2 separate regions of the Mus musculus genome follow, and region 1 is linked to region 2. The links are chromatin contacts, found by Hi-C in ENCODE. All regions are on one chromosome and are shown on one strand. The core of a region is the stretch at or near the end of the contact, and the rest is flanking DNA. Distances in the headings are between cores, read along the strand shown.

Evidence for each region. Hi-C counts contacts between places; a loop is a spot of excess contacts on that map.
Region 1: a loop to region 2 is called in a map of left cerebral cortex, with 7 times the contacts of the local background. The contact joins the promoter of Gata2 here to the promoter of Vax2 in region 2. A Hi-C loop is called at or near these places in 6 of 37 maps with a recorded cell type or tissue (ES-E14 and left cerebral cortex).

The regions. Positions count from the first base shown.
Region 1 is chr6:88,196,628-88,201,177 of GRCm38, reverse strand. It overlaps Gata2 (GATA binding protein 2), which reads right to left and starts at 2,514. Exons shown (of 6, transcript NM_008090.5): 1 at 2,297-2,514; 2 at 1,389-1,661; 3 at 318-959. The coding sequence starts at 1,617. Gm38708 (a long non-coding RNA gene) reads left to right here and starts at 3,795. Exons shown (of 4, transcript XR_001785312.2): 1 at 3,795-4,550.
Region 2 is chr6:83,709,091-83,714,042 of GRCm38, reverse strand. It overlaps Vax2 (ventral anterior homeobox 2), which reads right to left and starts at 2,804. Exons shown (of 3, transcript NM_011912.4): 1 at 2,500-2,804. The coding sequence starts at 2,746. Vax2os (ventral anterior homeobox 2, opposite strand) reads left to right here and starts at 1,842. Exons shown (of 6, transcript NR_002871.2): 1 at 1,842-1,940; 2 at 3,218-3,309. It overlaps Gm32943 (a long non-coding RNA gene), which reads left to right. Exons shown (of 4, transcript XR_003956456.1): 2 at 1-270; 3 at 795-983; 4 at 1,119-1,245.

The sequences.
Region 1 (4,550 bases), core at 1,265-3,764, 4.5 Mb before region 2:
CTGAACGTTTGGGGAGGGAGACAGGGAACCTCATTCTGTGTTTTAGCTGATACTTGTCAACCTTGGAGAGGAGGCCATGAGGAGGGGTGCGGAGAGGAGCTGAACATGGGGGTTCCTAGGAGCACTTAACGGCAGGATGAAAGTTTTAGGGGTTTCTTCCTCCCCACAGGGAACTTCAAATGCCTGTGGACTATCAGAGATGACCACCACCCATTCTTAAATCAGGCGCCCTAGCATGGCCCCTCTATCAGACCACGGACCCCTTTTACAGAGGCACACCACACCCACAGGCCCTGAAGTCCCACACCTGCCTTTACCTGAGCAGGAGCGAGCCTTGCTTCTCTGCTTAGGGGTGAAGCTGGAGGCGGGGCCACCCAGGAAGCCTCCTGGATGGAAGAGACTGCTGCCATAGTCATGAGCTGCGGCGGGCACATAGGAGGGATAGGTGGGTATCGGGTGGTGTGTTGCAGGCTGGGTGCCCATGGTAGCTAGGCCCGGGCGCAGGGGACTGCCGCCTTCCATCTTCATGCTCTCGGAGAGTGACACTTGGTACTTGACGCCATCCTTGTCCTCACCCCGGGCTACACTACCCCCTGCAGAAGAAGAGGCCGGGGAAGCAGCTCCTGTTGTGCTGGGGTCTGGAGACACTTCTTTGGGTGGCGTGGGTGGGAAGCCGAAGAGATGGGAGCCCGAGTGGGCTGCAGTGGGGGTGAGGGAGGCCACGGAGCTCCCACTGCCTCCCCCGCTCCCACCCGCAGCCCCTGGGTAAACAGACAGAGGCCCTCCGGGTGCTCCAGCAGCTGAGGGGTGCAGCGGGGTCTTGGAGAACGGGCTGACGGTCCAGGGACTGTGGTGATGGGCAGCGGCGGCAGAGAGAGCTGCTTTGCCCCCGTCCAGCCACGGCAAGCCTGGGCTGTGCAACAAGTGTGGTCGGCACATCTGGCCTCCGGTGAGACGGGCTGTGCAGAGGGAAAGGGGGTGAGGATGACCAGGGGCTTCAGAGCCATGACCCGGGCACACAGGATCACAACTCAGCGAACTACCATCAGCAGCCCCACCCTTTAAAACATCAGAAACGTAACACCTCAGCCTGTAATCATCAGCAATGTCAGTGAAAGGCCGAAGGACAAGTGACACAGCAGCCCCACCGGACAGGGCCCAGAAGGATTCCCCCACCCCCACCCCCGCCAAGACACTTGGAAATGGACCGAAACCCTACAGGTCCCAGACCCTCCCTAAGAAGTCCCTGCCTCCATCTTCTTAGGCCCGATTTCGCAGCTGCTCAGATTCCTGTGGATCCCACATCCGGGAAGCAGCAACAGGCCGTCCCCCCTCCAAGGCCTGGCCCGGGCGCCAGGCTTCCAGAAACCTCGGGGGCCAAAGCTCACCATGCGCCGGGCTGTAGGAAACGCGCGCGCGCGCGTGGGCCGGGTTGGCGTAGTAAGGGTTGCCCTGCGAGTCGAGATGGTTGAAGAAGACATCCACCTCGTCGGGAGGCAGCAGCTGTGCTGGCTCCATGTAGTTATGCGCCAGGCCCGGATGGTGCGAGTCGGGGTGCTGCGCATTCAATACGGCGGGGTGCGCCATCCAGCGAGGCTGCTCAGGCGCCACCTCCATGGTCCACTACTGTGTCTTGGGAACCAGGCGAAGGTGGGGCGGCCCTGGATAACAGAGGGAATGTGAAGGACACTGCCGCCTTCTGACACCCCCATTCCCAAAGTCTGTGTCTTGAGAGCAAAGACGTTCCATCGGAGCTTCACTGAGGACCAGTCCCGGGTGGAAGGAAAGCGCAAGGTTTAAAACGAAAGGAAGGTGAAGGAAGGGGTTCAGCCTCATACACTTGCAGGGAAACTCGCGTTCCCACAGACGCAACTCCACATACACGAGGTCACACACACGGATAGGTCCTGACATCGGTGACCCCCCCAAAACGCACGCGGAACTGAAATCAGGTTCTCACACCGTGCCCCTGTCCTCTGGGCACACAAACACATAAACTCTGACTAAAAGTTAGAGACAGTTGCCTAGACATCCACTCTGGGGCACACGCTCTCCCACGCCCCCGTAACACTTTGACAATATATACACAAACTAACCCCCAACACCCCGGGCCACCCCAAAAAACGCACCCGCAGTTCCTGGGGCTGCGAGCCGGTCCCCAATGCACTCTCTAGCAGTCAGCCAACCTCTCCCCAAAGCATAAGAACGTAATCGCCCACAGGAGATCCTGGTCTGAGCTCCACAGAGATCCCTCCAACCTAGGAATGTCCACAAGCCCCCTGAACCTCAAACTTACACTCGCAGCGGCGCGGGAAGGGGAGGGCTCAGCAGTAGAGAGTAAGAGACACCAGGAGAGCCCGGGTACGGCGGGCCCAGCGACAGCGCGTTCCAGGGCCGGCGGATTCACGGGATAGGGGTGGGGGACAGCGCGCGTCTCGGCCTCCGGCCCGCCCGGCTCCGGCCCCTCTGCATCCTCCGGCCGCCCTGGCGCCAGCTGCCGACTCCTGCACAGACGTGAAGCGGGGGCCGCGCACGCCTATGAAGCCGGCGCCAGCCAATCAGCGCCGCGCGCCGCCCAGCCTCCGCCCCCCCATTGGCTGCTCCCGCCGCTTTGGCCGCTGGACTTCGGGAATGACCCGCAAGCTGGCCTCCTAGGCTGCCTGGCCCCCTACCAGCGCCCTCTCTGCGGCCTCTGATGCCAACGCCCCCCCCCCCCAGGGGACCTTCGCCGTGGGCAGACCCTGCACCCCTCCGGCAGACGCTCAGGTCTTCCAACCTCTGCCCTCCCAGCAACTAGGCACGAATAGGGTCCCTGACTTCCCAGGAGCCGAGACGTGCACCTTCTGGGTATCTCTCTGCTGGGACCACAGCTTTCTACTCTCGGGCGGAGCCCCACCTCCACTGCTACGGACGACGGCCAGCCCAAATCCAACTGACTCCCCAAACTCTCTGTCCTTCTATCAGGGATAGCTGTGCAAGAGGCTGGTAGGATCCGCTGGACAACATGAGTCTAGGGATTGTGGACTTCTCTAGGGCACCCGAACTTTGAGCACTAAGACACTTGAGGCTGTGCTAGACCAATAATGGTCGCGGTCAAGCCAGTGGCCCAGGGAGGGGGAAGGGCTCCGGGCGGGGCCTTAGTAGACCACCAGGCTGAACTGCCTGGGGCGAGGCCGTGGAGCGGGAAACTGGCGCCAGAGTCGGCTGAAGGGAGACTCCCGGGGTATTAACCATATATATTTTTTCTTTCTAAGGGTCCCCGAGACGGTCTTTAGGGAGAGGGAAGCAATGTTGTGAGCACTTTTTCCCCAAAGTCACCTGGAGTTTTTCTCCACAACACCTCCATTCTGGAGAGACAAGTGAGTTCAGTGGCGAGTATACAAACCTAGCTCCCTCCCTGGCTATAGATGGGAGACCTAAACTCCAAGAGTCCAGAAAGAAGCTTGTGAGTCCAAGACTTTTAGGGGAATCTAGACAGGTGCGATGGATTGGCCAAGCTTGGAGCCCTCCACATAGCTCCTCTATCTTTGCAGGGACCGAAACCCCTAAAGAATAATTCCAGAGGAGTCCCAGGTTGGTCCCGAGCTGGGGAAAGGCTGGGGTCCCCGCCGCCCCCAAGGATGGGGGAGGGGCGGCAGGATTGACAGTCCGTAATTGGGTAACTGGAGGCGGCTTCTCCGGCCCGGCGGCCCCGCCACCGCGACGCCGGGCCCCTGACGTCACCCGATTCGCCAGGAAATGAACTTTTTAATAATCCAAGGAGGGTGGAAAGCCCTCGGTCCCCTCGGCTCGGGGGGCGCCCAGCCAGGAGGGCTCAGCTTCTCGGGCGCGCCCCCGTCACCCCCTCCCAGGTCCTCTGCGGACAGCGCTGAGGGGGCGCGCGCACGGCAGGGCCTCCTCTGGCCTCTGCGGCTGGCGTCCATCTGTCTGTCCGAGGCCCTGGAACAGGTAAAGGCCTGGGGCCCGGGGTGCAGAACTCCACTGGACCGGAAACCCGCGCCTCTTGCTCCCTGGCGCGGGGGGGGGGGGGTCCTGCTGTCCGCTGTATTCCCCGCGCCTCTGTGCTCCAGAGCCATCAGGGGCCCAGGAGGCTCGGGAGTCCGCGCCCAGCCGAGGCGGGAGGTCTAGCAAGAGGGATCCAGGGGCTAGAGGGGCGCGAGACCGCAGTGCCTCGGGGTCGGCTGGGCAGGTGGGTGGTCTCAGTGCCAGCCAGATTCGCGCTCCCACTGCGCGGTTCACTTAGGACCCGCTTTCGGGAAGGCTTTCTCGGCTTCTCCCAGCCTTTAGCCCATGATTCTCCATTAACGAGCAAGGCGAAATCGTCGTGGAGTTTCCAGATTGTTCTATGTCCCTGGAACCTAGCAGGAGATTCTAAAGGCCTCTCAAAGCCGGCGATAACCCCATTTTCGACAACGGTACCCCATGCGGCCGAATTCCATGGCCCTGCAGAGTTCTAGGAGGAGAACGCGGTGCGCAGAGGAAACTGCCCTGACCGAGTCGGCGCGGCGGCTGTCAAGGCGGGGGTCTCCGAGCAGATACCCTCCCCCTCG
Region 2 (4,952 bases), core at 1,555-4,054:
ACTGCTGGCTTTGCACAGCAGCTCATTCTCTGGGGCCACGATGTGTGTGTGTGTGTGTGTGTGTGTGTGTGTGTGTGTGTGTTGGGGGGTAGTTAAGAGAGATTTCTGACTAACACATCACACCAGTAGACAGAATCTGCAGGTCACTCCAGTGCTACCCCACTCCTTCCTTCCACAAATATTTACGGAGAGCCTGCAGACTGTTTTCTGTGACAGCACCCTGGATCCTCAGGCAGCTTCCTGAAGAGGAGGGAATCCTGGAGGCAGGAGGTGAGACAGCAGTTCCGCTCACCTCAGCCTCCAGCTGCCCTTGGCCTTTCCAGTGCTAAAAACCTCTCTCAACCAATGCCACACCCGGGCGTGGGAAGGAGGGTGAAAAGAAGTGGAGAGGGTGGGGTCATTTCTTATGCCCACATAAGCTCTCCTTTGCACCTTAGAAGAATTGAGGGGGCTACGTACTCAGAGGACCAGAGGACAAGGGTAAAATGTACTAAGGAGGGCTCTTAATTTTGGACAATGGGGGCTTGCCTTCCCCAGTGTTGGGTTGGCTTTTCTCATGGAAGCCTCTACCCTCAGCTGTGGTGGGGCTTCGAGCAGTGACTGACACGGGTGACCCTGCCTAGGAGGGATTAGCAGTAAATGACGTCCCCGGCATTTCAGGCCTGTAATGACAGCCTTGTCATTAAATGGGGGAGGGGCAGAGGGATTTACGTTTCTGCATTTGCTTTTTATTTCAGTCCAGTGGATAACTGTACTTGTATTTAATATTTCCATTATATTTTACAAATGTAAAGGAATTACCTTGTGTGGGTACATTATAAAAGTATACCCCTGAAGAGGTACCCGGCATGCGCGTCTCTACTTGACTTAAATGGCTCTATCCCAGAGGACAGAGGGCCACATTTTACTCCCACCTCTGCAAGTCTGCACCAGAGACAGTCCCACTGATGCCCACGAGCAAGATTTATTTGATCTACATAAAGGTTGGTAGAATGGAGGAAGATGGTGTTTGGGCGCATAACTCAGTCATCCTGACCAGGGGAGACGCCTATTCTTAATGCATAGCACTGGCAAGGTCCTTAGCCTAAGAGCTTAGGCTGTGTCTTCATTTCTGGAAGGCTTGCAGATTCCCTCAACGAAACTCAACTGGTGGTCGCTCCTTGTCCTTAGAACCCCTCAGATGACAAAAGGGAATTCATATTAACCCCAGGTAACCTACAAGTCCTCACACCTGCGGGGATTCCTGGTGGTGTAACTGTCTTACACCATCAAGCGGGTCCCTAGAATGGCAGTAGCCACCCAGCCTTCCAATGACCACACCTATTCCCAGGAGTGTTTCTTTATTCAGGGTCCCTGGCAGCGTCTTAATTTAAGAGAGCTTCCTGTACCTCCATGCCCTGCCCTAGCTGGCTCTCAGATCCCCAGGGCCACTCACATGGTGACAGTGGTGGTGGGGGTCAGGAAAGTTGTACTCCACCTGCTCTAAGATATTGACTTGGGTGACAGAAACCTAGGTTTCCCTCCGTAAAAGAAAGTTGGCTACAGGCCTCCTGAGGCCTGTGGGAGGCAGCTGGGGGAAGCCAAGTGAGTGAGTCCGAAACCCCAGGATGGCGGAAAAACAACAGGCCTCAGGCCTAGGATCCAGTTGACCGCAGGACCCGAGACTTCTTTCTCCAAGTGTCTACCTGGGAGAGGCCCAGACCCAGGATACTGGCATTGGAGGTTTGGATCTGGATGAGCGATGGCAGGAGAGTGCCGGGAAAGCAAGTTTGCTGCGGGGGTTGAAGGGGGATGGGTGAAGGGGCTCCGACTTCGGGTGAGGGCGGGTGGAGCCGAGGAAGAAAGCGTCGGCCAGGCCAGGCGGCCAGGCCAGGCGGAGGAGCGCCGGAGCCGGCGGTATCCAAGCGAGTGGGAAAACTGGAGCAGCGGAGCCGCGGCAGGTCAGGCTACCCTACCGCCCACCCAGCCATCTCTAAGCCTCAACCCACGCAAGGCTAGGTGCTGGGAAATAAGGCTGGGTTGAAGCGGGGACGCATCCGACTGCCTGCGTGGCCCAGCCTTCCTCAGCAGCTGCCCACTCGGGTCCCTCCCAATCCTGTCCCTACAGCGCGCGCGTGACTTTCTCCGCCCTTGCTCCGGGGACCCCGGCGCGGAGGCCCTGGCTCTCGGTGTCGGGCTTCTCCAACTGATTCGTGTCCTTACTACACCAACCAGCCCGGATGGGCCTAGAGAGAGAGAAAGAGAGAGAGAGAGAGAGAGAGAGAGAGAGAGAGAGAGAGCACCGGTCCAGCAGGACGAAACAAGGTCCAGCCCCCTGCTTTGTCCCCCGCGTTCAGCTCAGTGTCCCGCACACAATAGGCACTCGGAGTATTTACAGGATGAACTACCAAATGAATGAACCACTGTATGATCTGAGAGATGGACGTTGTAGGGATGTCGGAGGCCCCAGGAAAGGCAGCTTGGTGGCCCAGGGAATCAGAGCTGCGGCTGTCCCCTTACCTCGTACCAGGATGCGGCGGCAGTGGTCTGTCTCACCGAGCGCCTGCTGTCCGTCGCTGTCCCCTCCGCTCTCCCTGGAGCCCGCAGGGCTGGAGGCGGAGGTCCCAGCAATCTCCCTCGGACTCGCGCTACCTGTGTCAGCACGCAAATCTTCCGCTCCGCGGTGCTCTCCGTGACGCCCGCTGCGGCCACCAGGCTCCTCCCGGCGCTTGGGGCCGCGGTCCCGCTCCGCGCCCCCATCGCCCATGCCCGCCGCCACTGCTGCTTGGGCCACAGCAGCCGCTAGTCCTAGCTCAGGGTAGCAGGTCCCTCCCTGCCCCTCCCCACCCCTTCCTCCATCTGCCCCGCCCCCTACAGGCCCCGCCCCCGTCGGCGATTGGGCGCGAGCTGGGGTTCCAGGACTCTGGGTGGATCCAGTAGGCGCAGCGCAACGGGAGTTCGTTCAGGGGGAGGAAAAAAGGAGGAGGGAGTGAGGGGAAGAGAGACAAGGGGAGGGAAAGAGGAGAAGGAGGAGGGATAGGAGGAAAAGAGATATGTGGAGAAGGGGGAGGGGATGGTGTCTTCGCGCCTCCTCGCGTGGGGCGGTGTTTAGAGCCTGGCAATGGGAGACTGGACAGCCCCGTGGTACAGAAGACCGCCCCACACCCTCTCATAAACTTTATTACTCCCTACCCATTGGTCCCTCTCGCCCTCTTCCCTCTGTTCCCTATATCTCCAGGGAAATGCACCTAGCTTTCAGTCTGGCTCCGCTTGATGGAAAACTCAGAGCTCGAGGAGGCGACCCTGACTCGACCCGGCAGAAAAGAGGAGGTTTGCTGGGCTCCGGAACTTGGTGCGGTGGGGGCGACGGTAGAGAGTGGGGTGTAGGTCTGGGGTTCAGGGCACGCGTCCCCCAACCAAGGCACTCACACTCAGGCACACAGAACAGCCACTTATTGTGGGGATCCCGCGAGTTTCGCCAGACAAGCCCGGGAGGCGGATGCTGTCCCCAGCCAGGGTGAGGTGCGGAGCTGGACCGGCAGACCGCCAGGTTGTACTGCCAAGAGCAAACGCTGGGCTCTCCCGCAGCTCTGAGGTTGTCACTCCTGGGACTGACACCTAGAGAATGAGACTGAGCACGGGCTTTTTTTTTTTCTCGCGCTTCTGTCCTGGAGCAGCCCCTTGTTCAGTGCCTGCTCCAGACGGATCTCTGGACAGGAGCCTGTGTCCTCTTGGCTACACGTTCTGCAGAGTCCCGCTTCTGTTTAGACAGTGTCAGGAAGTGTGGGGAACAGTCTCATTGTATTTGACTCAGCTTTAAAAAGAGGTTTGGGGGAAAGATTGAGAAGGATGGTGTGTGTAACCGAGGGTCTATGGCTCCTTTAAAGGCCAGTATCCCGATCCTTCAGACTCTTCTTCCTTTCTTCCACTTGCAGATTTGGAATAAACTAGGTACTAGGGGTGAGCCAAATGCTTGGTGTGAGTCCAAGCCAAAGTACTTCAGGAGATCCCAAGATCTGGTAGCGGGTGTCTGTGACCACCAAGGGTAGGCTTGTGGGGTCTCTGTCTCTGAGGTTGAACAGGTGTTGGGTGTGGGGAGTCAGTCAGTGCCTTGGTCTGTGGTGTGTGTGTGTGTGTGTGTGTGTGTGTGTGTGAAAACGGTTGGAGATTTTGGGAGAGGTGGTAGATGTGACTTGGCGATTCTCACTGATTCTTGTAGTGCTGGAAAAGGAAAGAACAGCGGTAAGAGAGGATGCCTGCTGGGCCCTATTCGCAAAGAAAGGAGCGGGGGTGGGGGTGGGGTATGGCTTCCATGGTGTGTAATTGGCCGGCAGAGGGGACAGTGTGGACTGTCAGTGCCTGCTGGTTGTATGGAAGAGAGAAGAGGGAGGGAAGGAAGGAGAGAATGAGGACAGGATGGGAGAGAAGAAAAGAGGGAGCTGAGAAAGCACCAGCACTTTGCATAGTTAAGGAAACCAGAGAACTGGAACCCATCTGAGACCTAGGCAAAGTGGCCAGCCTTGTACTGGTCCCCTCCTAGCCTGCCCTCTGGAGGGCAGTAGGACTTCTCAGCAGCCCCCACAGCCCCCTCCCCCATTGACCACCTTACCTGAGCCATCTGCATTTATCTCATCTCTGGCTTTCTCAAAGTATGCCCTACATCTAGTATAGAAAAACAGAAGCGGAAGAAACTAGTGGAAGCTAGACCTCATACCCTCCACCCAAGCAGCCTCCCATGCCACCTACAAAGCTGTGTTTGTGCCGACAAAAGCAGAGTTGCGTCTTTTCACAATGTTTTCTCTGGTTGGTTTTTCCAATCAGGGTTTCTCTGTGTAGCCCTGGCTGTCCTGGAGCTCACTCTATAGACCAGGCTGGCCTCAAACTCAGAGATCTGTCTCTGCCGCCTAAGTTCTGGGAATAAAGGTATGTGCCACCACCAGCTTCTTTTCATGATGTTAAATCTTCACTTCACT